2 separate regions of the Homo sapiens genome follow, and region 2 is linked to region 1. Evidence: read pairs that join two places in POLR2A ChIA-PET (ENCODE). Cell type or tissue: PC-9. All regions are shown on one strand. Each heading gives the region's core, and the rest is flanking DNA. Links, peaks and the distances in the headings are about the cores only.

Region 1 (14,977 bases), core at 2,904-10,903:
ATATTCTTGCAATCGCAGTGTGTTATCACCATGTTTTTAAAAACTAAAACTTTAAAGTACCACTTACGCTACAAGATCAGTCATGATTTATTGATGGAAACTTCAGTTCGGTGATTTCAGAGTCAGGGGAGCTGCTTCCACTCCTGTCACTATAGGTGTCCCTGTAGAATTCAGATGGTTTACGCATCATCTCCCACCAAAAACTCACTTTACGTCCCTGTTTTTGTAACCACGGTTCCTACAGGGACACTTGCCTGCACATGGCAGGAATCACAAAGACTGTTTGCTACATAATATATTTAACATGAAACTGCAGAAAGATTTCCTTCTTCTAGCTACAAAAGATATACATTCCATTTATACTTCAGTCACACACCCTACCACCAACTCTGAGTACTGGTTCTGGATAAAGGTGGCAATGGGACATAAACCTACCCATTGTGGCTTACTTCCCAGGAAAAACTAGTTCCCCTTAACATGGACCAGAGGGTCCTACGCCAAGTGTGATCTGGTCAGCACCACCAGAGCTCAGATGCTGCAGAAAGGGGGACCTGGCCAATATGCCAGGGAAACACCGTGAGAAAGCTCCGGGAAAGGAGAGGAAACTTTCACCCCAGGCGCCTGTGGCTTTTTTTTCTTATGACTGACTGTGACGTGTTGCTGTAATGAATCAGCGACCACCTAAAGGACTAGAGAAGACTAATGGATTACTGAAGCAAAGAGTGCGCCTACCTGGGTGAGAGCCTGCAGCCTTTCTGGAGGTAATGTGAGAGCCGCCCCACAGAGGCCAGGAGGAGGCCAAAGTATGGTGGGGAGGGCTTGATAGGCCTGGACAGGAACTCAGGGTGGTACTGAACCCCAACAAAAAAGGGATGATCTGAAATAGAGATTCAAAAGAAACAGCTTCATTGTGAAGGTTATGCACAAAGTGTAAAAGAACAAAATCTGCTTAAATGTTTGTTTCCATAGGCCCTAAAATAATTTGAAAATGACTTTCTCATTTGAATCTAGATAAAGGGAACCTCAAAGCATGAGTGATCTGATACCCTTTCTCAGCACGGTTTGTGCTGTCCCCTCCTGGCTGAAGGCCTCCTGTCCAGGGTCCCGCCCAAGACCCTGGCTCCCAGGATTTCTGTAGACTGAGTCTTGCGGTTCAGGAGAGGGCTGAAGTGGCTTTAGTACCAACTCCAAGCATTTTGGAGAAGGAGAAACTGCGGCCAGAAGTTAAATGGCTCCCCGAGGAAGGCCATGTACCAGAAAGAAGTTTCTAGAGTCCAGACCCCATGTTTATCAAGACCCCTTCCCTCATGAGACAGTGCTGCTTCCTAATTCTGTTAGGTCAGGAGCAACAAGATAACATTTTTATATTTTCCCATATGCCAAGAAAACTTTACTAAGTTTTCCATTAAATAAAACTGCCCGAATAATCACCTTCTAACTCCACAATTTCCATTCTCTCTCCTTCAACATCTTGGCCAACAAACTTCAAGCCTTGTTCTTCCAAACACTTTTTCCAGACTGGATTCACCTGTTGAGGCATGAAAAATAATTCTGCTGGTCTCTCAGCTCACTATCTTTCCAGAGTACCAGCAAGCTGGAATCCTCACCTCAAATCGGTGGCGGTGCCTCTCTTCCAAGTAGTCTGCGTCTCCATAGAGTTTCCCTGGCAAAACAAACGGGCTGTATGTAAAGAACTTTATCTCACAGGATGATGCGTTCACAAAGACATCCTCCTTCCTGCTTTACTTTTCATCATCCACACAGCCAGGTCTTTTGAGGGCTATTTCTATGAATCTGCTAAGGTCACCTGCTCTTAACAACACAGTTTAGACTAATTCTTGGGCTTTTGACTCTTTCTGACAACACTACAGAAAGCTGTAACAGAAACAAGACTCTCACCACCACCCTCAAACACATGATTGCAAAGTATGGGCACTTTGCTGCTAGAAAACTGCCTTGGAAAGCAAATCAGGATGTACGAAACGGCAAGGCCCTGGGAACGTGGCAGGATGGGAGGCATTTTAAGAGCTGCACAGATGACCTCTGATGATCATTCAGTTCCAATCATGGTCATCAAAGGTCATCAGCCCTCAGTGGCTGCATGTGAACAAGCTGGACATTTGCGAACGGGCTGCTCTACTGACTCATTTCACAGTTGCCTCGAGATCCCCAAATCCACAGAACATCAGAGTTGGTAAGAGAAAGATCCGATACTCAAGTGACTCCAGCTATGCTGCTACAGAACGCCCAGACAGACACAAGGGTGCCTCTGCTAATACAGTAAAGGCAGAATTTTCCCAGTAGACAAGAAGGAAATCTGTGTAATAGTCATTTTCTTAACTATTTTCCTCCGAAAACTACCCTAAACCTTCAGCATCTATTAGTACTTTATTAGAACAGAATCTACTTAGGCTGAATCATATGAAATTGCCATCTTTGTGTGACAAAAATTGCCAAACATCAGCAATTGATATGGCTGGTCTTAATAGGAAAGTAACCGATAAGGATGAATGTAACCTCACTGCCTCATTCTGTTGAGGCGCCCATGCCTAGGAGTCTGACTGCACTGCCAGTGTCCTTTCTAAGACCCACACTGCTTCTATGGCTATCACAGTGCATCCTAAAAGGGTATGAATAAGAGAGGAAAGAATGAACTTCAAAAGCAAGAACGAAACCAAAAAAAGCCAGCCTGCTCCTCGAAGCCACAGCATCACCCTAAGACACGCGTCCTGGGCACGCAGAGCCAAAGGCTGGGCCAGCGTGAGGCAGCTCTTACTCATGACTGAGTTCTTGGTCTGGAACAGGGTTCTCCTCTTGCCCAGCCTCATGGTTCCGCCCATCTGCCCTGGGTTGTGTTCTGGCATGTCTACGACCTGGAGATGTTCAGAAAACAGACACCAACTACAGAACTCTGCTTCCGCTAGAGAGAAACCTCCCTCGCTGAGTGGGTGGCAAAGGCTTGTAAGTAAGCTCTAATTCTCCAGGCTTTCCTTATGAGACATTTTGTCACAGAAGAAAATGCCTCCCAGTTGGCATTTGTAACCTCGGTTGGGTGGAGGCTCCGTCCTTCAGCCTGTCCTCCTGATCTGCAGACAGGACCACAGCAGCCCCTCCTCAGGCTAGTCCCGCCCCAGCACTGTGGACGGTAAGCATCACTTCCTTAGAAAGACTGATACAGTAGCACAGACACGGACTGGATGTGTCATAACATGTCTGTCATCGCCCCAGCTAGCCTGATGACTGCTCAAAGGCAAGGGATGCAGGGCTAGCACCCTGCAGCTTAGCAAGCATCTGAGGACTGGGTGGGCCATGCACTGATGGCCCAGTCCACCTCTCAGCCCAGCGTTCCCAGGCACCTTCTGATTCCAGGCTCTCTGTGCCCTGTTCCTCCTGACCCCAAAGCCCCATGCTGCAAAACATTTGCTGGTCCACTCCTGAGGCCTTAGTATCAGCAAAGTTCAATTTCAGGTCAACAAACACAGTGATGCTGTCTAAGTGCCGTGAGATCAAGAACTTTGTCCGTCTCATTTAGCACGGTGTCCTCAGTGACAAGGGCAGTCCCAGCATATAGTACGCATTCACATTTGCTGACTGCTGAAAAACGTAAATAAGTGCCCTTCCCTTTACATCCCTGTCACCCTGGGCTGGGAATTCAAAGGTGATTAAAGGCATCGTCCCTCCTCCATGTGCCTAACAGTACAGCGGGCTGAGAATGCCACATGCCCTCGGCATGAAATCTAACGCAAGGTACGCCAGCCTGGAAAATCTTTGGATACGGTTAAGCCAACCAGTGCTCCAACCCAGCAGTTCTCCCAGGACTATGGCTGGGGATCCCATGAATTAATATAAAATATACATATGAAAGCAGTGAGAGCAGCGGCTGGCACACAGTAAGTACACATGCCAGGGTCTCATATTAGTATCTATACTGTGTTCTGGGAGTTGAGGGGAGTAGGGATGGAGAAGAATTTTAATCAGGAATCCCCTCCAGTTTCCTGGGCTGGTACCTGTCTTAAAAACTTTCTGTGGTCAATGAAAGATTAGGGAGGAATTACATAATGAAAAAGAAAAGTTTTTCCTCTCTGGTAGGTCTGAGTGCCCAAAACCTCAGGGTTCTTTGGGATGGACTCAAGCAGTCTCACTTCTTGTCTCTAATCATCAATCACGTTCATAAATGCCCCTTCTACACCCTTCTAAGCCCTGTGGAGGTTCAAACACTTGACTCACCACGGGATGACTGGTCGTAGGGTCAAACTCTGTAGAATTGGCATCTGAAATACCAAAATACTTGTTATGAAAATAGTTACAAACGAAAGTGATTAATAGTTTCATTGCTAAGCTCTAAACACAACTTCCCTCCTCAGTTTAAGATCAGTGATTAGAACAAAAACTAAAGATAGCATCCCCCTGACCTCATCCCCAGACGAGATCTCACTGTTGTCCAGGCTGGAGTGCAGTGGTGCGATCATAGCTCACTGCAGCCTTGAACTCCCAGGTTCAAGCAATCCGCCAGCCTCAGCCTCCCAAGAAGGTCAAACTACAGGGGCACACTACCACATCCAGCTAATTTTTTTTCATTTTTTGGAGAGACAAAGGCTATATTGCCAGGCTAGTCTCAAACACCTGGGCTCAAGCAATCCTCCTGCTTTGGCATCCCAAAGTACTGGGATTACAGGTGCAAGCCACCAGACCGGCAATAAATAGCATTTTTAAGACATAAAATACTCAACCCACACACACGTGAATTTTTTTACGTTAAGTATAACTCTCTGGAAAGTCAATCAGTACAAAATGGGAAAATCAAAACTAATGGCATAACCTAGTAATTTTTAATTAGATACTGTATCTTTGACAGTTTTTTTTTTTTGAGACAGAATTTCACACTTGTGGGCAACAAGTGTGGGCAGGCTGGAGTGCAATGGCGTGATCTCGGCACCAAAACCTCCACCTCCAGGTCTCAAGCGATTCTCCTGTCTCAGCCTCCCGAGTAGCTGGGATTACAGGTATACACCACCATGCCCAGCTAACTTTGTATTTTTAGTAGAGACGGGGTTTCTCCATGTTGGTCAGGCTGGTCTCGAACTCCTGACCTCAGGTGATCTGCCTGCCTCGGCCTCCCAAAGTGCTGGGATTACAGGCGTGAGCCACTGCGCCCCGCCTGTGACAGTTCTTATATTGTTTGTTTGTGTTTTAAGACAAGAGTCTCACTATGTCACCCAGAATGGAGTGCAGTGGCACAATCTTGGCTCACTGCAACCTACACCTCCAGAATTCAAGTGATTCTCATGTCTTGGCCTCCCAAGTAGCTGGGATTACAGGCGCACACCACCACACCTGGTTATTTTTTGTATTTTTAGTAGAGATGGGGTTTTTCCATGTTGGCCAGGCTGGTCTCGACCTCCTGGCCTCAAGTGATTAACCCAACTCAGCCTCCCAAAGTGCTGGGATTACAGGCCTGAACCACCATGCCCAGCCAAGTTTTTATATTGTCTTAATGTTTCAGACTCTTGTCTCTCTGAGATAAACAAGTACTATTTCTTCTATACTTCTTTCATCTTCAGCAGCTAATACAAAGCCCTACTCAACTGTTTCACTCAATAGCTCAGTCAGAAATGAACTGATTTCAACTCAACCTTTCTAACCTTCATTGAACTTACCGTCTAACCAAAGCAAAACCACTAAAGACCAAAAGGCAAAGGACCAAGTTCCTGGTACTATGTGAACGCTGGGCACTGTTCTCCTCCTGGCCTGAACCAGGGTCCAGTCTCAACTGAAGTGTAAGCTCATCACCAAAGCACCTACCCATTTGGGAACCTAAGTGAGAGGCAGAGGTCTGGGGCTGTGAAGGATCCAGGGAGACCAGAAAGCCAGCTCTGGGGTGGCGGGTGATAAGACAGTGCCTCTCAGGACTCAGAAGCCAGCACTCAAGGGCATGCTGTCTACCAAACTAAGCCACACCGCCAGGTCACTGTGAAGCAGCCTCTCAGGGAAAGGGTGAATGAAACCCAGCCCTAAACCATATGCTGGCCACCAGAGTCACTTGTTCTTTATAAAGTCAAACTGCTTTTACATTCCTTCAGGTTACTTTATTTTCCACAGAATTTACAAGGTCTTTCTGAAAATCTAGTATTTGTCGGGTGGGCTACAGAGAATAAATGGGCTGTGGTGGACCATTCCAGGGTGGCCCCAGTGCAGCATGCTCAGTCTTCACACCCATGTGTGTTCTCCTCCCCTGCCGGCTCGGGGCTTGGCCACGTGACTTGTTTTGGCCAACGGGACATCAGCAGGCCTGATAAGTGCCTGCATAACAGGCCTGTCATTTTGGAGTCCAGCTGCCCACCCTGTGTGAGGAAGCTTGGGCTGGATTAATGAATGATGAGCCACTAGGTGGAGACAGCATCTTGACGTCCCGGCTGGGCCGAGCTCACAGCTGAACACAAGGCAGGAGTGTGCCATCTCAGATAGTACACCACGTGCAGCTGAAACCCAGGCACTGAGCCAAACCACAGAATACTGAGATGAGAAGTCACTGCTGTTGGGAGCCACTGAGCTTTAGGGAGGTCTGTCACATAGTAATACACAGCTAGGCGAAGAGCTGATATTATCTGAGCATTTCCCTATTTTCCAGGCACTACTAGAGACTATTTACATACATTATCTCCCTTAATCATGTGAAGTACGTACCTTTATTACTCCCATTTTACAGAAAAAACGGAGGCCCATAAAGGCTAAGTAAATTGCTTAAAATCACCCATAAGCGGTAAGGTTGGAATCTGAGCCCAGTTTCAATAGCTCCAGAGCCCAGGTTCTCATAATAACTGCCCAAGCCTCACTTAGGACAAGGACTTCACACCAGGCACCAGCTTCAGGATGGTGGCCACGGTGATCAAAGTGACAGAATCTCAAGAACAGGAACACAGAGGCAGAAGGCAAAGGAGGGAGTCTGGCTGTGCTCCCTCCTTCCTGCATGGAGGAGCCGTGCTGTTCCTCAAGAGGCAAGGCAGCTCCCTTACGGCACACCATGAGGTGCTAGGAACCCAGGCCTGCCCTTCTCCAAAGCTCCTGATCACCCAGGCGGCAACAGGCCTCATATCCTCCAGAAATACACAAGCGGGAATTGAATGAGTGTCTTAATGCACGCTTACCTTGCCATCCCAGCACGTTTCTTGAGAATTCAACCACTGCCAACTGCATCCCTAAGCACACGCCTTCCAGTCGGGGGGAAAAAACAAACAAAACTCCATTGAAAAGGCAGCTCCTACTTTTCCCAGCAGCCTCTGCAATGGCCTTTGTGTCCTTTATTTGGAGAATTATAATTGCAAACTCATAACTTCCTGCTATGAACAAGTACTCTCTGCTGTTACACTTTACTTGTATTAGATTTCAAAAACTGCATGTAAAGTAGATGAAAATTCTAGATTTGCAAAGTTATCCGATTTTAGAAGTAAGTGATATTCTATTCAGTACTTTTTTCCCCCCAGACAGGGTCTTGCTGTTGCCCACTCTGGAGTGCAGTGGAGAGATCTTGGCTCACTACAGCCTCAAATTTCTGGGATCCAGCAACCCTCCTGCCTCAGCCTCCACAAGTGTTGGGTTTACAGGTGTGAACCACCGTGCCTAGCCTCAGTACTTTAAAATTCAAGTTTTCTTACCCTCTCTCATTAAGTTTTTATTTATAATTGTTCAAGTTGAAAATTACTAAAATGTACAGCACCAGGAGGCATGCAAAATCATTTTGTCCAATTACAGTCAGCTGTTGTGCCAAGTGAGCAGATATAAAACTCAACCTCACGTGTGCTACAAACAGCTGGGTTCATTAAATGGACAGGAATTCACAATTCATTCTCTCAAAATTCCACGACATCTACATGTAGCTCATAAGCATAAATAAGCTTTCCAAGACTGAATTTGTCTCTAAAGAGAAAACATGAAGGCTTCTACTTGAGCTCCTATCCACAAAGACAGCATGTTTCAGTAATCCCCCCACTTTGTTCATAGGCTCCCACGTGGCACCGTTCCCCACTCTTTCCTACTCTTAAGTGAAGACTGCACTGCAGAGCTCCTTACCCAAAAAAGGCTTTTTCTGATTCCGAGCCCAGGCAATTGCTTGGATTTTTCCTTCTGTTCCTCGAACACCAAATCCTCCTGGAACCAGCACTCCACTGCACAAAAGAACAAACCACAAAGGCAATTCCCCTTTTCTACCAGTCCAACTTGCAATAATCGCCTAACGGGCCATTACCAAGACACTGAAGCCATGAATTAACCCCATACATTGTGCTACTGTGACAATGAATTGTATGTAAACACTATCAACTTAGAAACTGCATATGAAACTATGGACTTTTCTTAGTAACTTAAGAACATGCTTATTGCAAGTGAAAAAGATAGTATACATAATTGTAATACTGCCACTGCACTATCTTTGGTACTGAGTTGTTCACAATTTTTTTTTCTTGAGACAGGGTCTCACACTGTTACCCAGGCTGGAGTGCAGTGGTGTGATCACAGCTCACTGCAGCCTTGATCTCCCAAGGAGCTGGGACCACACCCAGCTGGTTTTGTTGTTTTTGTTGTAGAAACAGGGTCTCCCTATGTTGCCTGGGCTGGTCTTGAACTCTTGGGCTCAAGCAATCCTCCCACCTCAGCCTCTCAAAGTTTTAGGATTACAGGCATGAGCCACTGTGCCCAGCCCAAAATTTTAAATACATATATTAATATTAACAATTTATCTTACCTCTTGGCTTAAAATGCTCCCCTAAGGGGGCCTTTCTTCATCAGCTCTGTGTGCCGTACTGACCAAGACACTCAGAAGAAGGTGTACACCTCCGTAATATTCAACTGTTCTAGTGAACCAGAAATTCTTGCTAATGTTTTACTATTATAAATAACAGCTGCCAAAACAACTGATGAGACTCTACTGATGGGTACTCATCAAATGTTCTGGATGAAAAATCCTTAAATGAGCCTCATCAATAGATGCATATGGCAAACAATATCAAAATCAGAGCAGCTTTTCAGATCCAATGATATTGACAAGCTGCATTTTTTAAGGATTAAATCAGATGGCATGTAGTCTTTTCAACAATTAAAAAATATTTTAACAAGTCAATTACCTACTACTGGCACATGAAAACAAGAGGACTTTTTCATTAAAACAAACCAAAAGAACTCTGGAAACCCAAGGCAGCGAACTCTACTCACTGAGCACTACAGAGCTTCTGCCAAGCTTCGTGGTAGCGCACGGGCTCTTCTTGCGAGGTGATGGGCTCCAAGTCCGCAGAATCTATGTACTGGATGTTATTCAGACAGGGGAGAAAAGCAGGCTCGTGACCCCAGGCTGTGCGTTCTTAATTTTTAAATAATATTATCATTTTATCAAAGTTGTCTTTCTTGATTCTGGCTTTAAAGTGATCATCTTAATACTGGCTTTAAAGTGATCAACTTAATATATTTAATAACTTAAACATTTTTTAAATATGAGGTTTTAAAATACAACAGTTTCCTTCAAAATCATTAAATTCCCAAATCTCTCTCTTTCTGCACTCTACTGTGTTCAGGATCGGGTCTCAGCTAAGCCTCTGCAGCAGACTCTAGAGGGCTTTCTGTTCAATGACAGCCTCCTCAGCCCATCTTCCGCCCAGCTTTTGTGGGTTTTTTCTTTTTCTTTCTACCATATTGAAGCATAATTCACATACAATAAAATACAAGCATTTTAAGTGCATACTTTGAAGAGTTTTGTCAAACATACACACCAAGATATAGAATGAGCCGGGCGTGGTGGCTCACACCTATAATCCCAGCACTTTGGAAGGCCGAGGCGGGTGGATCACTTGAGGTCAGGAGTTCGAGACTAGCCTGGCAAACATGGTGAAACCCCATCTCTACTAAAAATACAAAAAAAAAAAAAAAATAGCTGGGTGTGGTGGCATGCACCTGTAGTCCCAGCTACCCAAGAGGCTGAGGCAGGAGAACTGCTTGAACCTGGAAGGCAGAGGTTGCAGTGAACTGGGATCATGCCACTGCACTCCAGCCTGGGTGACAGAGCGAGACTCCATCTCAAACAAAACAAAACAAAACAAAACAAAACAAAACAAAACAAAACATAAGTTACCATCTTCCCAGAATGTGCCCCTCTACCTCCTACCCCAAACAACCTCAGATCCAATTTCTATCATCACAGATTCGTTTTGCCTCTTATAGAACATCATATAAATGGAGCCAAATAGTATATAACCTTTTGTGTCTGGCTTCTTTTGCTTAGTGTTTTTGAAGTTCATCCATGTTGCTGTGTTTATCAGTTGTTTGTTCCTTTTCTTTTTTAACTTTTTTTTGCAGAGACGGGGGTCTCGCTATGTTGACCAGGCTGCTCTCGAACTACTGGTCTTAGGCGATCCTCCCACAGCAGAGCCTCCCTAAGTGTTGGGATTATGGGCTTGAGCCAGTCAGTGTTCAGCCTGGTTTCTTCCTTTTCATTGCTGAGTGGTTTCTACTATATAAATAAACCATTACAAATTGATCCATTGACAGGCTATAAATATTTGGGTTGTTTCGAGATTTCAGCTATTACGAATAATTTGTCCATTTGAATAAAAATCTTTTTTTGTGGACGTTTTCAAGTCTCTCAAGTGAGTATCTGGGAATGGACTTATTGGATCACACGTCTCTACCTTGATAAGAAACTACCAGACTGTTTTCTAGTGTGGTGGTGCCATTTTACACTCCCGGCAGCAAGGTAAGAGCTCCACAGCCTCTCTAACACTCAGCCGCTCTAGGGGGTTTGTGTCACTATCTCATTGTGACTTCATCTGCACTGATTTCCCTAACTAGAGGTGTTGAGCACCTTTTCGTGTTTATCACCTACATCTTTTTTTGGAAGTGTCTGTTCAAATCTCGTGCCCACTTTTTAAATTAGGGTGTTCACCACTTTTCTACAATCTCCTACCTAAACCCTGCAGTTAGTTTCCTGAACCTCAGGGTAAGACCCAGATTTGGCCCAGTTCATGGAATTGTGGGCAGGCCCTCACCAGCCTGTCTCCAGACAGCCTCCAATTCACAATTTCCATCCACAGTGTTTCCAACTGCTCCACATCTCCAAGCCCTTGGACGTGCTCTATCTATTCTAACAGGAATGCCCCTTCCGAGCCTTCTCCATCCTACCCAACCCAACCTGGTGTCCCTCCATGAGGAAGTCTGCCTTCCTCATGTGTCTGCCACAGCAGGTTCAGCCTCTCCTATGTGCTCCTTCCTTCCTAAGAGACTCAATATTCCTTAAAGGCGGAGACCGTTGCCTTTTCATCCATCTCTCATCCTCTGCCACCTGACAAACACATGGCAGCCACAGACTAACTCCAAGTGGATAAAATAAATGAATGATGGAAAGAACTAGCAAATAAGAAGTCAGGGCTGTGTAATGGGATTTAAATTCTTAAAACTCGTACAACAGGCCATTCTGCAGGAACCTGTCCAGCAGCACAAAGCAAACTAAACTCTCACGCTGAGAAACACCTGGGAAGTAGAAAGCAAACCCCAATGTGGGGACAGCTACATGGGGCCTGTTTAACAACCTCAGCACTGAGCCCCAACTTTACCTCTGACCTTCATCTCTTCCTGAAAAGCTTCAGCTGATGGGCCAGGAAGAAAAGGAATAAAGGGGACAGGCAGAAGGGAGGGTTTAACGACAGCTGACATAGTGCTTACCATATGCCAGGCATAATTCTCAGCACTTTGTATTCATGAACTTCTTACAACAACCCTAGGAGGAAGGCACCATCACCATCCCTTTTTAACAATGTGGAAACTGAGGCACAAAGAGGGTTAAGTAAGTTGTCTAGGTCTCACCGCTTGTAGATGACAGAGCTAGAATCTGAGCCCTGGTCACCGGGCTCAGGCATCCATGTTTTTTTTTTTTTTTTTTTTTTTTTTAGACAGAGTCTCACTCTGTTGCCCAGGCTGGAGTGCAGAGGTGCAATCTCGGCTCACTGCAACCTCCACCTCCCAGGTTCAAGCAATTCTCCTGCCTCAGCCTCCCAAGTAGCTAGGACTACAGGCACATGCCACCATGCCTGGCTAATGTTTTGTATTGTAAGTAGAGACAGGGTTTCACCGTGTTAGCCAGAACGGTCTCAATCTCCTGACCTCGTGATCTGCCCACCTCGGCCTCCCAAAGTGCTGGGATTACAGGCATGAGCCAACGCGCCTAGCCACGGCATCCATGCTCTTAACCATGACACTCTACTGCCACCCACAGACAAGCAGGGCCATGCCCCACCATTCCACCAGCTCAGCTGCTGCCCGCCATGGCACAGACCAGAACACAGTAACTACCATTTACTGAGTGCCTGCCCTGCATCCCAGAGAAACCTCACAGCTCCGTGAGGTCAATACTGTCATTCCCACTCTGCAATAAGTGATAAGCACAGGTTAGGAAAGGCAGCCCACATGCCAACAAAGTCTCCAAGAGCCTCCAGCTATCAACTGTGCAGCATGCCTGTGGTCCATCAGTGGTCCCCATTTCCACAGGGCATTTTATTTGGTTACCTGATAGTCATAGCCAAGAACTCAAGTCTCTCTCACCCTCTCCTCTAGCCATCTCTCCCCTTCATTAATTCCTGAAAATGCTCTACTGTCTTCTCAAAGCCACGAAGCAACCACAAATCTTTTTAATCCTTAAAAAGTAATTCCTTAAAAAGTAATTCTGAGCTCCAAACAGAAAGCAGATATGACACAGCACCTACGAGACTACAGACTGCTTCCCTGCTCATCCTTTGGCTGTACCTGTGCCACCCTCCTTACCTTGATTTCCAATTTGTGGTTGATGGCCAGTGCAGAATGCTCCAGAGCCTTAATGACAGAGGCATAGGAGTCTGAGAACTTCGTGTATTTGCCCACAAGGGCAATAGAGCAGGTCTCCAGCAAGCGATCATATCTATCAAATAAACGTCAAGAAAAACCCAATTACTCAGAAGGTACACGCTATCATGAGACCAAAATAGCTATTTCAAGGGAAAAAAAACCACGTCTGGCCAGGATGAGCTCACGCCCATAATCCTATAATCCCAGCACTTTGAAAGGCTGAGGCGGGGGGATCTTGAGCCCAGGAGTTGGAGGTTACAGTGAGCTGACTGCACCACTGCACTACAGCCTGGGCAACAGTGTGAGACCCTGCCTCAAAAAACCCCCACAAAAAACAACAAAAACACACCTGGGAAGAATATAACGGGAATAGCTATTATCTGAGTTCTGTGTACAGACCAGTAAAGAGGAAGTAATTTTCAGATCAACATGGCAGGCTTTGTAAAGAAAAATTTTTTTTTTGTTTTTGTTTTGAAACTTACAAAGAGTTTCAACGTCTCACACAAATTTGCCTACAAAAAATTTTTTTCATACCAAAGACCAAAAAAAATAACAGACATAGACAATTCACAAGAATTAATGGGGTGAAGGCAAGTGTCAAACAAATTATGGGACATTCACAAAATAGAAAAGTCCACACTCATTAAAAGTTTTCATTGTAAAATATAATAACAGAGCAAAATGCTTATAATGTTTTATGAAAAAGGATGATAAAACTGCCATTCTGATAGCTATATGTAAGCAGACAAAGACTGAAAGGAAAATGTTGAAATGAAAAATGATTCTCACAGAGCAACGGAATGAGTATGCCCTCTCCAAATGCTTCTAGGCCATCATATTGATCTTGCAACTAAGATAAGGCCTGCCCATTGCTCTAAGACACGAAGTGAAGATTTCTGAAGGAATGTGACAGCATCACCGAGCCTTAAAAGGATGTAGTGGAGTAGGCAGCAACACATCCCCGTCCTAATGTGATCCCTTTCTGGTGTGGGGTGAGACACATTCCCAAACACAGCTCAGAACTCTGGAGTGGTACCCAGGAGTGCTCCAGCCACTGTCAGCCATTCGTGTGGGCTTTGGATATGCACACTCACCCGCTGCCACCAGGACGCCCATCTGCACTGATCTAGTTGGTAAGAGACAAGCGTGTTAAGACATAACCCGAACTCATTGTCTGGAGGCCCGGCACCTGGCCTGGCCCTATCAGGATCTCCTCATCTGTGCCACAGCTACGTGACAGCTAAGATCCTTTCTGAACATCTCTTACTACAAAGGCTCTTCTAATGAGTGGATGGCAGAAGTGCAAAAGTACAAAAGTGCTAGGGCTAGAGTCGGCTTCACCAGCCCTACAAAAGAGTAAAGGAGGCTAGCACTCCCAGCTCCTCATTGCAGGCAAACCTGTCAGCCATCTCTTTCCATTTCATCAGCATTTTTCTTGGCTGCCTCTCAATAGGAAGGTCAAGTCTTCGAAGAAAATAATCTACAACCCCTTGCTCCTCTAACAACAAGGGGACTCGGTAGATGGATGAGACATCGTGGACACAGATCACCTGTTTAGAAAAAAGCAAGTTATTAAATAAAAGCAAAAACTCACCAGGCTTACAGCCTCCTACTAGCTACGTGACCTTGTAAAAATATTATGTATTTGAAAACAGAAAAAAGGACAATTTTCTAGATAAACTACTAAAACAGACTCAAGAATAGAATAGAAAATTAGTGGCCAATCTATTATGAACATGGATGCAAAAGTCCTTTAAAAAAAATTCATGGCTGGGCAAGGTGGCTTATGCTTATAATCCTAGTACTTTGGGAGGCCATGGCAGGAGGATTGCTCGAGCTCAGGAGTTCAAGACCAGACTGGGCAATATGGTAAAACACTGTCTCTACAAAAAAATACAAAATTTAGCCAGGCATGGTGGGCATGTGCATGTAGTCTCAGCTAACTGGGGGGTAGCTGAGGTGGGAGAATCACTTGAGCCTGGGAGCTTGAAGCTGTAGTGAGCTGAGATTGTGCCACTGCACTCCAGTCTGGGTGACAGAGTGAGACTCTGTCTCAAAAAAAAAAAAAAACACCCAAAAAATTAGCTGGGTGTGGTGGCATGTGCCCATGGTCCCAGCTACT
Region 2 (14,977 bases), core at 2,983-10,982, 97 kb after region 1:
GCAACATAGAGAGATCTGTCTCTACAAAAAGCAAAAACATTAGTCGGGTCTGGTGGCACATTCCTGTAGTGCCAGCTACTTGGGAGGCTGAGTTGGGAGAATCACTTGAGCCCAGGGGGTTGAGGCTGCAGTGGGCTGTAGTCATGCCACTGCACTCCAGCCTGGGTGGCAGAGTGAGACCTGTCTCTATTTTATTCATTTATTTATTTTTTAAAAATAGAGACAGGGTTTCACCATGTCGCCCAGGCTGGTCTCAAACTCCTGGACTCAGGTGATCCACCTGCCTCGGCCTCCCAAAGTGTTGGGATGGGATTACAGGCATGAGCCACTGAGCCCAGCTGAGGGACCTGTCTCTAAATATAATACAATTTAAAAATAAATAAAAAGGCTGGGCGCGGTGGCTCACACCTGTAATCCCAGCACTTTGCCAGGACAAGGTGGGCGGATCACCTGAGGTCAGGAGTTCGAGACCAGCCTCACCAACATGGAGAAACACTGTCTCTACTAAAAAAATACAAAATTAGCCGGGCATGGTGGTGCATGCCTGTGTAATTCCAGCTACTCAGGAGGCTGAGGCAGGAGAATTGCTTGAACCCGGGAGGCAGAGGTTGCAGTGAGCCAAGATTGCACCATTGCACTCCAACCTGGACAACAAGAGCGAAGCTCCATCTCAAAAAACAAAATAAAATAAAATAAAATAAGAAATAATATAAAATAAAATAAAATAAAATAAAATAAAATAAAATAAACAAATGTGACTTGAGTACCCCCTGGTGAGACTGGCACAAAGTCCAAGATCATCCTTTGTGGGCAGTGCCTCTCCTCCCTCAACACTCTGACAATTTGGGTCATTCAAGAACAGCCAGAACTTCTAAAATCCAAGAGAAGTGAACCTGCTCTTTCACTCCCAAAATGGGGAAAAGAGTCTTAAAGCCCATGGGACAGTCATCTGATGCCACCTTCTCTGCCAGGGGGCATGGCTCTGGCTCTCCAGTGTGGCCCTCCTCACTCTGGTGAACTCTCCATCATGCTCTAAGCAGTGAGAGCCGGCGGGGCATCAGCCTGGGCACCACGCTGGGTCCTGGCTGGGACTCTTAGTGTCCCAGGACCCATACTGTGGGAGTGGGCCTCTCATTCCCACTTTGAAAGGTTTGGACAACTCCTCTTAAACAATAGATCCTGAGTTGCCCCTAAGCAGGGCCCAGAACTTAGAAACAAAAAAGTTCACTTGTGGGGATGGAGGTGGGTCATGGAGGATCCACCTTGCTTCCCACCTTACCCTCGGCGGGAGAGACAAGGGGGAGTTTTTGGAACCTTTTATGCTAAACCAGGAAAAAAAAATAATTTTTTAGCAGATTACTCCCATTTTCATTTTTTATGAAAGAGAAGTCCTGATTTTTTCTTTTTTATGTATTTATTTTTTCTTTTTTTAAAAAAAGTTTCTTTTTGTAACAATTTGTTATCTTCAGAATTTTAGGAGGTTTTGTGACATCTAGGAAAGTAGAAGAGACAGTAATTCTCTTTTTTTTTTTTTTTTTTTTTTTTGAGACAGAGTCTTGCTCTGTCGCCCAGGCTGGAGTGCAGTGGCGCGATCTCCACTCACTGCAAGCTCTGCCCCCCAGGTTCATACCATTCTCCTGCCTCAGCCTCCCGAGTAGCTGGGACTACAGGCACCCGCCACCACGCCCGGCTAATTTTTTTGTATTTTTAGTAGAGACGGGGTTTCACCGTGTTTGCCAGGATGGTCTCGATCTCCTGACCTTGTGATCCGCCCGCCTCGGCCTCCGAAAGTGCTGGGATTACAGGCATGAGCCACTGCGCCCGCCCGGCCACCGAGACAGTAATTCTCGAATGGGGATGTTACAGGAAAGGGGTCCCAATCCAGACCCCAAGAGAGTGTTCTTGGATCTTATGCAAGAAGGAATTCAGGGCAAGCGCACAGCGCAAAGCAAAAGCAAGTTTATTAAGAAAGTACAGTGGCAAAAGGACAGCTACTCCATAGAACAGGATGTTCCTGAAAGTAAGAGGAGGAATGCATCCACCTTAGGTGCCATGCTTGCATATATGAGATGTGCTCTGTTACAAGGGTTTGTGATAAATAATTAATTTTCTTAATTACTGTGTTTTGCAAGAATCGATTTTATCTTTAAAACAAAATTAGGAATGCCTTCATTCTCCAGATATCGAGATACCTGCACACTCCCAAGTCTGGGTTTGTTTTAGTAAACATTGTTAATTTGCTCCCTTAACCGTAAACATCTAGAGGCTAGGAATGCCTGATTTTCTGGGAAGGCAGCCCAGCAAGTCCCAGCCTCATTTTCCTTGCCCTCACTCAAAATGGAGTCCTCTGGTTTGAACACCTCTGACAGGGACCTTGAGACAGTGTTTTGGGGGAAAGTACTGTCCAATGACTATTTCTGAACAGTCGTACCTTGTCAGCCAAATATCTCTGTTTCTGGGTAACTGCATAAATCTGTTTTTTTTTTTTTTGACCTGTCTTCCTCTTGCTGTAAAGTTAGAAAAATAACTATGCAACCCTCCTGGTGTCAGAATATTTCATTAAGTAGCCAAAGGCCTCTGTCAGGTCTATAGCAGGAGCTCCCAACCTGCAGGCTGTAGAATTCTGGAAGGCTTAGAGTTGTTGCAAGGGATTAGAGGGTGCTCATGTTTATTGCATGTTTATTATAGAGGTGCTGACACCAGGCTGCCTGGGTTTGAATCTCAGCTCCACCAACATTGCATCTGTGTAATTTTTGTTTGTTTTGTTTGTTTTTTTTTTGAGATAAAGTCTCACTCTGCCACCCAGGCTGGAGTGCAGTGGTGCGGTCTTGGCTCACTGCAACCTCTGCCCCCCAGGTTCATGTGATTCTCCTGCCTCAGCCTCCCAAGTAGCTGGGATTACAGGCGTGTGCCACCACACCCAGCTAATTTTTTTTTTGTATTTTTAGTAGAGACAAGGTTTCACCATGTTGGCCAGGCTGTTCTTGAACTCCTGACCTCAGGTGATCCTCACACCCCAACCTCCCAAAGTGTTGGTATTACAGGCGTGAGCCACAGCACCTGGCCTAGTAGTGTGATTTTTTTTTCTTTTTTTTTTTTGAGACGGAGTCTCGCTCTGTCACCCAGGCTGGAATGCAACGGCGCAATCTTGGCTCACTGCAACCTCTGCATAATGGGTTCAAGCAATTCTCCTGCCTCAGCCTCCCGAGTAGCTGGGATTACAGGCATGCGCCACCATGCCCTGCTAATTTTTGTTTTTTTAGTAGAGACGAGGTTTCACCATGTTGGTCAGGCTGGTCTTGAACTCTGACCTGGTGATCCACCCACCTTGGCCTCCCAAAGTGCTGGGATTACAGGCGTGAGTCACTGCGCCTGGCTGTGTGTGATCTTAAAATGTGTTACTTGAATTCTCTGAGCCTCAAGTTCATTATTTATAGAGTGGGGGTGATACTAAAGGCATCTAACTCATAGATTTAATGTGAGAATTAAAATAATTAACATATGCAAAGTGTTTAGCTCTGTGCCTGACATAGTAACTAGCCAATAGATGTTTATTAATTACTACTATTTTTATTATTAATAGTACTACCGTTTATCAAATAGCTATTATTTCCCAGGGACTGTGTCAGAAACTTCACATTTATGATCTCAAATCCTCATGACATCTCCATTTTATATAAAATGAGCTTACATGACTTGCCCAATGCTAGACTGTTCCAGAACTTGTATTCGATACTGGTTTTCAAAACCTACTCTTGCTGGCTCTAAAGACTGCTTTCTCTGAACCAAATCAAACTATGCCTGAACCAAACTGTAGACTGATTATTTAATATGCCTCGTTTTGGCCAGGTATGGTGGTTCATGCCTGTAATCCCAGTACTTTGGGAGAATGAGGCAGGAGGATCGCTTGAGCCTGGGAGTTCAAGACTGGCCTGGACAACATAGCGAGATCCCATATCTACTGAAAAAAAAAAAATAACCAGGCATGGTGGCGCATGCCTGTAGTCCCAGCTACTCAAGCAGGAGGATCGCTTAAGCCAGGGAAGTTAAGCCTGCATTGAGTTCTGATTGCGTCATGGGACTCCAGCCTGGGTGACAGACAGACCCTGTCTCAAAATAATAATAATAAAGGGCCGGGCACGGTGGCTCATGCCTTTAATCCCAGCATTCTGGGAGGCTGAGGTGGGTGGATCACCTGAGGCCGGGAGTTCGAGACCATCCTGACCAACATGGAGAAACCCCATCTCTACTAAAAATACAAAATTAGCTGGGCCTGGTGGCACATGCCTGTAATTCCAGCTACTCGGGAAGCTGAGGCAGGAGAATCACTTGAACCCGGGAAGCGGAGGTTGCAGTGAGCCGAGATTGCACCATTGGACTCCATCCTGGGCAACAAGAGCAAAACTCCATCTCAATAATGATAATAATAATTAATATGTCTTGTTTTGTGGATACCCAAAACTTGGACACTAGTCAAGTAATTAACAACCATTCCAGCACAGGGCTGACCATCAGAATGGAGGCTGGCCCAACCCCAAGCTAGGGGTGAGAGGCGGGCAGCATTCTGGTCCTGAGCCAGGCACTGCTGCTTTAGTTACTGGATCATGGGGAATAACAAAGTAGTACCAAAGCCCATGTCCTTGCCTTAATGATATAGGGTGATATGTTCTTTTTCTTGTTCATCTAATAATAATTATGCTGGCCATTCTCTTTTCTCATAAAATGTCCCTTCCAGGAGTGAATCTTTGGATTGGCCCACTAGAGACCTTTCCCCTTGAAGCAAGATTGTAATAAAACTCTGATATGTACTTGTGTTGGAAAAAAAAACTCTATCCAAACCGTGTTTTTCTCCTACTCTCACACACCACAACAATCAACAGAGAAGACTTCTGTGATCAAATGTGAGGGGAAGTTTTCCTGAGACACCAACCAGCGGACAGCAGCTGGATGTCCTCCAATTCAATTCCAACACTGTCTCTTTGCAGATAACGTGAGATCCCACAGTTGAGAGCTCAGTCCCCAGGACGGTCCTCCCATCCCTAGACACTTCTCTTCTCTTTTTCCCTAGTCCCTGGGAAATAGTTGCAAGTCCGGGCCTCCAAAACTTCCTGAAGCCAGTGCGGGGATTGGCTTCAAGTTGTGGTCCCATGACCCCCTTTTTGGGTTGGATTAATTTGCAGGAGCGGCTCACAGAACTCAGGGAAACATGTTAACTGCTTTATTATAAAGGATGTTACAAGGGATACAGATGAAGAGACGTGGAGGGCAAAGTATGGGAGAAGGGACTCAGAGCTTCCATGTCCTCCCTGGGCACATCACCCTCCAGGAACCTCCACGTGTTCAGCTACCCGGAGCTCTCCCAACCCAGTCCTCTTGGGTATTTTTGTTTTGTTTTTTATTTTTATTTTCTTTCTCTCTCTTTCTCTCTCTTCTCCTTCCTTCCTTTCTCCTTCCCTCCCTCCCTTCTTTCCTTCCTTCCTTCTTTCCTTCTTTCTTTCTTTTTTTTTGACAGAGTCTTGCTCTGTTGCCCAAGCTGGAGTGGAGTGACATGATCTCGGCTCACTGCAACCTCTGCCTCCCAGGTTCAAGAGATTGTCCTGCCTCAGCCTCCCAAGTAGCTGGGACTACAGGCGCCCACCACCACGCCCAGCTAATTTTTTGTGTTTTTACTAGAGATGGGGTTTCGCCATGTTGACCAGGCTGGTCTAGAACTCCTGACCTCAGGTGATCCTCCTGTCTTGGCCTCCCAAAGTGCTGGGATTACAGGCTTGAGCCACTGTGCCTGGCCATGTTTTCTCTTTTTTTGTAGACAAGTTTTTGCTCTGTGGCCCAGGCTGGAGTGCAGTGGCATGGATAACAGCTCACTGCAGCCTTGACCTCCTGGGCTCAAGTGATCCTCCTACCTCAGCCACCCAAGTAGCTAGGACTAAAGACTTTTACCATCATGCCTGGCTAATTTTTTAATTTTTTTTTTGGTAGAGGCCAGGTTCCATTATGTTGCCCAGGCTAGTTTCAAACTCCTGGGCTCAAGCCTTCCACCTCAGCCTCCCAAAGTGCTGGGGTTACAGGTGTGAGCCACCACACCTGGCCCTTTTGGGTTTTTATAGAAGCTTCATGACATCAGCATTCCTTTCCTCAGTGTGTACAGGGTCTTAATACTCATAGTCAGAAAGGTGGGGGTAGATTAGAGGCCTGCCTTGGGGCAGATGAAAGGAGGGCAGAAGAAAGAGAGATTCTGTTTCCTGAGGCCTGCCCCTGAGGCCTAACACGCCCAACATTGTAACAAAAGACTGTAACAAGGGCTATGGGAGTTATGAACCCGGAACTGTGCACAAAAACCAATATATGTCATAATACCACAGTATACTTAACAGAAATGTCTAGAAAGTTGTTTTTAACTGTGGAGAGGTTTCCCAAGAGTTGGGCAGAAATGGGACTTAGAACAGAGTAGGGACAGATGTATTTCAATAATTAAGCTAATATGGCCACAGGTCCCAGCTCTGAATCAGCCCTGAATGCAATACCTTTTAAATTCATCTAGACCGTGTAGATTTTATTGTGGTTAGTACAATACAAGACCTGATTTCACAATAGCTTATTGACATTATGTATTTTGTCAAACAATGGCTAATGTGACATTATTTATGTTAAAAAGGCAAGATCCACTGATGAATGCTAAAAGAGTGAATGAAATGTTAAGGAGCAACACAACATTTGGATAGCCTTAAAGCATTTTCTTCAAAATATTAATGACCATGGTGGTTTTAACAGATGTCCACAGATTCTTTGATACACCTCCTCTGGGAAGTGGGACTTAATTCTTTTCCCCTTTGGTGCGGACTGGACTTAGTGACTTGCTTCTAGAGTATGGAAAGAGGAAAAATGGCAACTTCACAACAGAGAAACTTGGCAGACATAACCTTAACCAAGTGATTAAGGTTAACATCACCAGCAACAAGTTATGCTGATCTCATATATCCCCAGATATTATTTAAGGTGAGGGATGCTTCCCCCTCTGTGGTATTCCCCAAAATCCATGACTCCAGTCTAGTGAGAAATATCAGACAAAGCCTCAGGGACATTCTACAAAATTCCCAACCAGTACTCTTCAAAAGTGCCAATGGGGCTGGGCGCGGTGGCTCACACCTCTAATCCCAGCATTTTGGGAAGTTGAGGTGGTGGATCACTTGAGGTCAGGTGTTCGAGACCAGCCTGGCCAACATGGTGAAGCCCGCTCTCTACTAAAAGTACAAAAACTAGCTGGGTGTGGTGGTGCATGCCTGTAATCCCAGCTACTCGGGAGGCTGAGGCAGGAGAATCACTTGAGCCCAGGAGGTAGAGGTTGCAATGAGCCGAGATCTTGCCACTGCACTCTAGCCTGGGTAACAGAGTGAGACTCTGTCTCAAATAAATAAATAAATAAATAAATAAATAAATAAATAAATAAAATAAGATAAAATAAAAAACTGCCAATAAGCCAGGTGCAGTGGCTCACATTTGTAATCCCAACACCTTGGAAGGCCCAGGCAAGAGGATGGATTGAGCCCAGGAGTTAAAGATCAGTCTGGATAAGATGGAGAAACTCTGTCTCCACAAAAAAAAAAAAAAATTTTTTAAATTAGCCAGGTACGGTGGCAGGTTCCTGTAACCCCAGCTATGTGGGAGCATCCCTCAAGCCCAAGAATTCTAGGCAGCAGTGAGCTATGATTGTGCCACTGTACTGTAGCCTGGCTTATAAATTGAGACCCCATCTCTAATGAAAAAACAAAAACAAAAAACACCAAAGAAAAGTGCCAAGGTCATGAAAAAACAAGACCAAGAAATTGTCACAGATTGGAAGCGAGTAAGGAGACATGATGGTTAAATACAACATGATATACTGGCTGGAATCCTGGCACAGAAAAAGCACATTCATGGAAAAACTGGCAAAATCTAAATAACATTTGTAGTTGTGTAGTTAATAGTGTTGTGGTAATGTCAATTTTTTTTTAAGAGAGTCCCACTCTGTTGCCCAGGCTGAAGTGCAGTGACACAATCATAGCTCACTGCAATCTCAAACTCCTGGTCTCCAGTGATCCTCCCACTTCAGCTTCCCAAAATGCTGGGATTACAGGCAAGTGCCACTATGCCCAGCTGGCAATGTCAATTTCTTAGTTTTGATTTTCCTGCCATGGCTATGTAACAAAAAGGGAAGATGGGTGAAAGTTATATGGGAACTCTCTGTTCCCTTTTACAACTCTTCTGTAAATCTAAAATCATTTCAAAATAATAGATTAAAAATACCAACAGGAAGCCTGGTGCGGTGGCTCACATCTGTAATCCCAACACTATGGGAGGCTGACGTAGGCGGATTGCTTGAACCCAGGAGTTTGAGACCAGCCTCAGCAACATACCGAAACTCTGTCTGTACAATAATAATAATAATAATAATAATAATATAAAAATTAGCAGGGTGTGGTGGTGCTCGCCTGAAGTCCCAGCTGCTCAGGAGACTGAAGTGGGAGTATCTCTTGAGCTCAGGAGGCAGAGGTTGCAGTGAGCCAAAATCGCGCCACTGCACTCCAGCTTGGGTGACAGAGTGAGACCCTGTCTCAAAAACAAACAAACAAAAAAACCAACAAGAATAATAAAATCACAAAGCCTTCAAATTCCCCAATTAAACAAACAAGCAAACAAAATGTTTTCACAAATATTGGGAACTGCAGTTTACACAACATGCAAATAGCTCGATGAAAGAATCCAACAATAATACTAACAAAAAGCAGGAGGTCATGCAGATGTTTCCAACCATCCCAATGCATGTGCAGTTGAGTGCAATGGATGTCCTCCTTCTTTTCTCTTGAGACAGGGTCTCACTCTGTCACCCTGGCTGGAGTGCAGTGGCATGATCTCGGCTCACTGCAACTGCTGCCTCCTGGGCTCAAATGAGCCTCCCACCTCAGCCTTCTAAATAGCTGGGACTCCAGGTGTGCACCACCATGCCTGGATAATTTTTTTTTTTTTGGTATTTTTTGTAGAAATGAGGTTTTGCCGTGTTGCTCAGGCTGGTCTCAAACTCCTGGACTCAAGTGATCCACTCACCTCAGCCTCCCAAAGTGCTGGGATTACAGGTGTGAGCCACTGCATCCAGCATGAATGTTCTCTTCTGGGCTGGCAGTATTCACACTCAGAACTGTGATCTAGGGTTAGAGGGCAGCATGGACAAGTCCAAAGCTTGAGGTTTCTCAGTGGGTCAGGGTGGGAAGACGGAAGGTAGGTTCTGTGTGTTCCAGCAGGAATGGAGGGAGGCAGTGGATTAAAATAATTAAATCAAATAATTAAATGAAGATAATTCACACATGAAAAGTGCTTAGCCCTGAGCCTGGCATAGTAACCAGTCAATAAAAGTTTATTATTATTATTATTGTTATTTTTGAGATGGAGTCTCGCTCTGTAGCCCAGGCTAGAGTGCAGTGGCACGATCTCGGCTCACTGTAACCTCCACCACATGGGTTCAAGCAATTCTCCTGCCTCAGCCTCCCATGTAGCTGGGACTACAGGTATGTCCCACCACGCCCGGCTAATTTATTGTATTTTTAGTAGAGACGGGGTTTCGCCATGTTGGCCAGGCTGGTCTCGAACTCCTGACCTCAGGTGATCCCCCCATCTTGGCCTCCCAAAGTGCTAGGATTACAGGCATGAGCCACCACGCCTGGCAATAAACATTAATTATTGTTATTAGTAGTAGTAGTACCATTTATCAAATACCCACTTTTTTCTAGACACTGTGCCCAAAACTCTGCATCCATTACCTCAAATCTTCACAACATCCCTGTTTTACATAAAGTAAGCTTACGTGACTTGCCCAAGTTAGACTGCTCCTGAACTTGGATTCAATACTGATTTGCATAGTAGCCTCCTGGGCCTCAGTTTATCAAAAGGTAAAAGGCTAGAAATGGCCCCAGAAAAGTGGGATAGCCCAGTGGGGAAAACCTAGGGCTTTGAAGTCAAAGAGACCTTCCTACCTTCTTCACATGGCAATGGCCTCCGTCCTTAACACATCCAAGCACATAGTACTCAGTTCACAGTAGTAGAGCAGGGTCATATTTGGAGCTTTTTAATTGAGCCTTTTTCTTCCTCACCAACTTTTTTTTTTTTCTGTTTAATGGCCCTTCACCAATTGTCTGAAGGGGCACTGGAGTATAGCCTGAGAGAAAGAAGTCATTGTTCAGCCTTGAATGTCAAATGGGACTCTTATAAAAGTCCAAAGCAGAATTATTTTAAAGATCCAGGCACTCAACTACAAAGTCAATATATACAGAAGAGACACATTTTTTTCAAAATCTTCTCTTTAAATATCAAGAGATTTATTAACAGATCAAGGAGGATAAAAAGTAAAAGGAAAAAAAATCAAGAGATGAAACTTGGATGACCCAAGGAATAAAAGTTTCCCTGATGTCATCAAGTAGGTAATTTCTCAGGTCAGGCAAGAAACTCTTCCTGGATGGACTGAGAAACATAGAAAAGAGAGCAAGTGCCTGGGATTCAGGTCTCATCTGCTTAGGGTGAATGCCCAGTGGAAGGAGTAGAAGACCAATGAACTAAGGGGCGTATGCCTCCTTCCACGGGAGGTGGAATGGCTGTGAGGCCTATTGAGGGAGAGAGAGAAGCAACGTTCTCTCTGGCCCAGCCCCACGGCTCCCCATTCCCTCCACGTACCAGTTCTGAAGCTATCAGCCCTTGTCCCCAAACCTATCCCTGTATGTGCCGTCTGGTGACGCTGGGGCTGGCATTGGGGCCCACCCTATTTCTGTTCCGTCAGCTGTTTCCAGGATAGGCTCTGCCAATAGGGGACCCTGGAGGGTGCAAGGCGGTCCCAGGAAGAAAGGTCTCAGCATACCGTTCCATCCTGTCACCATCGCCTCAGCGATGGCCCTTCATTCACCCTGGCAGAGGAAATTGGTTCCAGCAGCAAGCGGTTCTAGTTTCTAGGTTTTCCCCACCTTCCCAGAACCAGCCCCACTGTGGCCCCTCGGAGACACCAGCACCAGTTACAGCCATGCCCTCCTCCGGGTCTGGGTCCCAGCTGCTAGGTCCTGACACCTAACTTCCTCCCTTGTTCTCCCTTCCCTAGGGGTGGTGTCTGTTTCCTGCAGTTACTACCTCCGCTCTCATGCCGCCGGCTTTTCCATCTGTCAATTAATGTTTAGTCAGTTCTTTTAAAAACATTTAAAATTTTTTGTTTTTCTTTGTCTCCATCAAAACTCCTGTTGAAATAGTCAATTCTTTCTATTCAATTCCCTCTCTTAAAGCAACCAGTCTGCTTTCTGTGTTCCTGATGAGACTGACTCATACAAACGTCTGACTCCCCTGAGGCCTTTGTGGGTCATGGGTAAGCATCAGAAGTTTCCAGTAGGACACATCTAAGCCCTGAGGAACCTGTGAGAGGCTTGGGGTCAGGATGAGGAGGGCTCAGAGCACACAGCTCTGGCAACAGACACCGTGGCTGGAGGCTTCAGGAGTGACGTATGCCCAGGCCCAAAGCCAGAGAGGACCAGTGACACCAGCAGAGAAGCAATGGGGAGAAGCTGGCACCAGACACCACAGAGGGCAAGGCAGCCCATAGGGCCATCAAGCCCAGAAGCCTAGGCCCAAGCCCATAGGTGTTAGGTAAGGCTCCTCTGCCACCCGATGTGATCCTTGGACAGAAGGAGAAGGCACCACCGAGAGACGAGCAACCCTAACAGCAAGTTCAGATCCTGAGCTGACGATTTTTCCAAACAAGACTAAATATTTTTGTCTAAATTTTTTGGTATTGACATAATTTCAGATTTATAGAAAAGTTGGAAGAGTAAGGCAAAGAATTCTGAATCCCTTCATCCAAATTCCCTAAATGTTAACATTTTACTATATCTGCTATATTCTTCTGTGTTTGTGTGCACATGTGCATGTGTATTTTTTTCTGAAATGTTTAAAAGTTGTCCACATAGTGCCCTTTTGTTCCTAAATACTTTAGTGTGTATTTCCTAAAAACATGGACGTAACCCTACATATCCACAGTATAGTTATCAAACTTGGAGAATTGGCCGGGCATGTTGGCTCACACCTCTATAATCCCAGCACCTTGGGAGGCTGAGGCAGGAGGATCACTTGAGGCCAGGAACTGGAGACCAGCCTGGCCAACATAGTGAGACTCCCTATCTTAAAAAAATTTTTTAGGCCGGGCGTGGTAGCTCACGCCTGTAATCCCAGCACTTTGGGAGGCTGAGGCAGGCGGATCACCTGAGGTCAGGAGTTCGAGACCAGCCTGACCAACGAGGTGAAACTCTGTCTCTACTAAAACACAAAAATTAGCTGGGCATGGTGGTGGGCGCCTGTAATCCCAGCTGCTTGGGAGGCTGAGGCCGGAGAATCACCTGAACCTGGGAGACGGAGGTTGCAGTGAGCCGAGGTTGCACCATTGCACTCCAGCCTGGGCAACAAGAGCAAAACTCCGTCTCAAAAAAAATTTTTTTTTAACACGAAAATTAAAAATTGGAGAATTAACATTATACAAGACTATTATCTAACCTGTAGACTTATTTCAGATTTTACCAATTGTCCCCAAATGTCCTTTAAAGCAAAAGAAAATGCACGCTCTCCCACTGCATTTAGTTGTCATGAAAAAATACATTTTAACCCAGAAATAAATCAGGGGAAGAGGAGTTGTGATCGCGTTGGGTTCAGTTGTGGAAGGAAAGTTTTATTTCTGCAAATCTGAATCATACAGTATAAATGCTGACCCTGCTATGTTAGCAATTAATAATAGCGTTGATGATAATGGTAATAATAGTTCATGACCCTTTCTGTCCTGGATCTTTATCTGTTTGAGATACAGTTGTAGTCATTTGGCATCAGCCAGTTGCTCCATGAAAAAAAGGTTTATTGAGACAATGTAGCATACGGCAAACACAGAAGTTGCAGGGTTAGACAGACCTGGGTTGAAAACTGGCTTTGCCTTGCTGGTGGTATGACCTTGGACATGGTTTGAACCTTACTGAGCCTCCGCTTCCTTGCCTTTAACATTGAGAAGGGGTAGGATCTGGAGTCCAACAAATCTAGGTTCACATCTTTGCTCTGTGCTTGCTAGTTCTGGGCCCTTGGGCAAGTGCTTTCATCAGGTTGCATTTTGGTCTGCTCATCTGTAAAATGGGCACCTTGCTGGGATATTGGGAACAGAGATGATTTTTGTATGAAATCCACCTGGTTCATAGTAGTTCTTAGTGAATGGCTATTTTACTTTATTTTTTGATAGGATCTAATTCTGTCTCTCAGGCTGCAGTGCAGTGGTACAATCATGGCGCACTGTAGCCTCGACCACTGGAGCCCAGGTGATCCTTCTGCCTCAGCCTACTGGGTAGCTGGGACTACAGCCACGTGCCATCACGCCCAGCTAATTTTTGTATTTTTTGTAGAGTCAGGTTTCACCATGTTGCCCAGGCTGGTCTTGAACTCCTGGGCTCAAGTGATCCACCCACCTCGGCCTCCCAAAATGCTGGAATTACAGGCATGAGCAACCACACCTGGCCATTAAATGTTAATTGTATCAGCCCTTCCGAGTTGGGGCATGTGATTCTTCCTCTGTGAGCCTCAATTTCTTCATCTGTAAAACAGAGCCAGTAGTACCCATCTTTTGGTGTGAAGAATGAGAAGTGAAGGTGGAAGGGCTTGGTGCTCTGAAAAGCCTGGTGCCTTGTGGCCCTGGCAGAGTATGTGATTGGTGGGGCAGTGACAAAAACAGAAAGTGCTTTGGAATCCTGGGGCCTGCCAGGAATGTGGGCAAACCTGTTCCATCCACTGCTGCCCCAAGCTCCAGACTCTCCCATCTTCTCCCCCAATCAGGTTCCCTCCCCCATTCTTTGGGTGCGTCTTGGCTTGTCCTGCCTGTCTTCTTCTAGGAAGCCACTCAGTCCTGCCTCAAAGAAGGGAGGAAGGATGTCACCTTGTCCTGGGCAAGTTATTGGGCAAGACCAGGCAGCTCCAGTGCTAATTTAATGCTGGGAAGAGAGTCGGGGAACCTGCAGCTCTGGCCAGCTTTCCCCCAAGGAATCCCAGCCCTACCAGCCTCCTCCCTGTCTCTGGCACATACCAGTTCACAGCCAGATCAGTAGAGCAGAGGTGTACAATGGGGAGGCTCTGGCCTGAGAAGAGGAAGCCCCTGAGAGCATTCAAAGGGTCAAGAGAGGACTAAGGCAAGACCTCTTGGGTAAGAGGGCCCCAGAAAGAGAGCCAACCCTGGGACCAGCCAAGGGAGGCAAGAGGTGGGTGTGTTTCCAGAGTGGACAGATGTCCATTCGACCTCCTGCCTTGATGGTGGAGTCGTACAATGGGCCAGGCCCTGTGCTGAGCTCTTGACATGATACACATTATACTTATCTTATGGAACCCTCATATGTCCTAGGATCCCAGGGCCTATCCCCCTTGGATAAAGGAGGAAACTGAGGCCCGGAGAGTGACGCTTCCAGTTCCAGTTGGTGTCTGCTCAGGGGTTGGAATCTGAATTGGCTCAACTCCAAAATCCATGTTCAGCAGGTTTTCTGTAGGATGGAGAAGGATCAGGAGCTAGGCCCAGGGCTGTCCCTAACTTCAAGGGCTAACATTTTTCTGGGTGTAACCCTGTGACCTTGCCAAGTTACTTATGTATTCCTTCCCCTGCACTGACACATTCTAGGGATCCCGGAGTGGGCAGGGACTGTCCACATCATCTAGCCCTTCTTAAACATATCTGTAATTACAGGCCCTTAGGTGCCTTCTCCCCACCCAACCTGACTGTGGGTTCTTCCAGGCACTGAATCCAATTACTCTATTTATCTGCCCACATACCAAGCAAATGCCAGGAATGCATTTGGTGTTTATTGAATGAAGGCACGAATGAGGTGGAGTTAAACCTCCTTGCTTCTCAGAGGAAGCACTAAGACCCAGCGAAGGAGGGAAGGGGCTTGCCCAAGGTCACTGTCCA

Evidence for each region. ChIA-PET counts read pairs that join two places held together with the same protein. Peaks named below come from ENCODE experiments on the same cell type or tissue, not always from the same donor. Only the 100,000 strongest peaks of a DNase experiment are listed, where the experiment ranks them.
Region 2: POLR2A ChIA-PET joins it to region 1 with 17 read pairs; 2 of 35 experiments call an interaction of 5 or more read pairs at or near these places.

Annotation. Positions count from the first base shown.
Region 1 is chr1:40,995,345-41,010,321 of GRCh38, reverse strand. CTPS1 (CTP synthase 1) reads right to left here. Exons shown (of 19, transcript NM_001905.4): 8 at 14,254-14,405; 9 at 12,796-12,928; 10 at 9,205-9,293; 11 at 8,068-8,162; 12 at 7,146-7,208; 13 at 4,228-4,271; 14 at 2,777-2,873; 15 at 1,608-1,663; 16 at 1,432-1,528; 17 at 733-877; 18 at 68-161. The coding sequence ends at 77. Among named protein-coding and RNA genes, the nearest start is that of SLFNL1-AS1, 12 kb to the left of the region's middle. RefSeq lists a silencer at 3,099-3,299 and enhancers at 2,238-3,437, 6,182-6,331. In PC-9, for the core only: a CTCF peak has its summit at 6,320; a DNase peak (open chromatin) is centred at 6,491.
Region 2 is chr1:40,898,547-40,913,523 of GRCh38, reverse strand. No RefSeq gene overlaps it. Among named protein-coding and RNA genes, the nearest start is that of CITED4, 44 kb to the right of the region's middle. RefSeq lists a silencer at 10,713-11,007 and an enhancer at 14,277-14,977. In PC-9, for the core only: no CTCF peak of the experiment used is centred there; a DNase peak (open chromatin) is centred at 6,403; H3K27ac peaks cover 3,652 bases.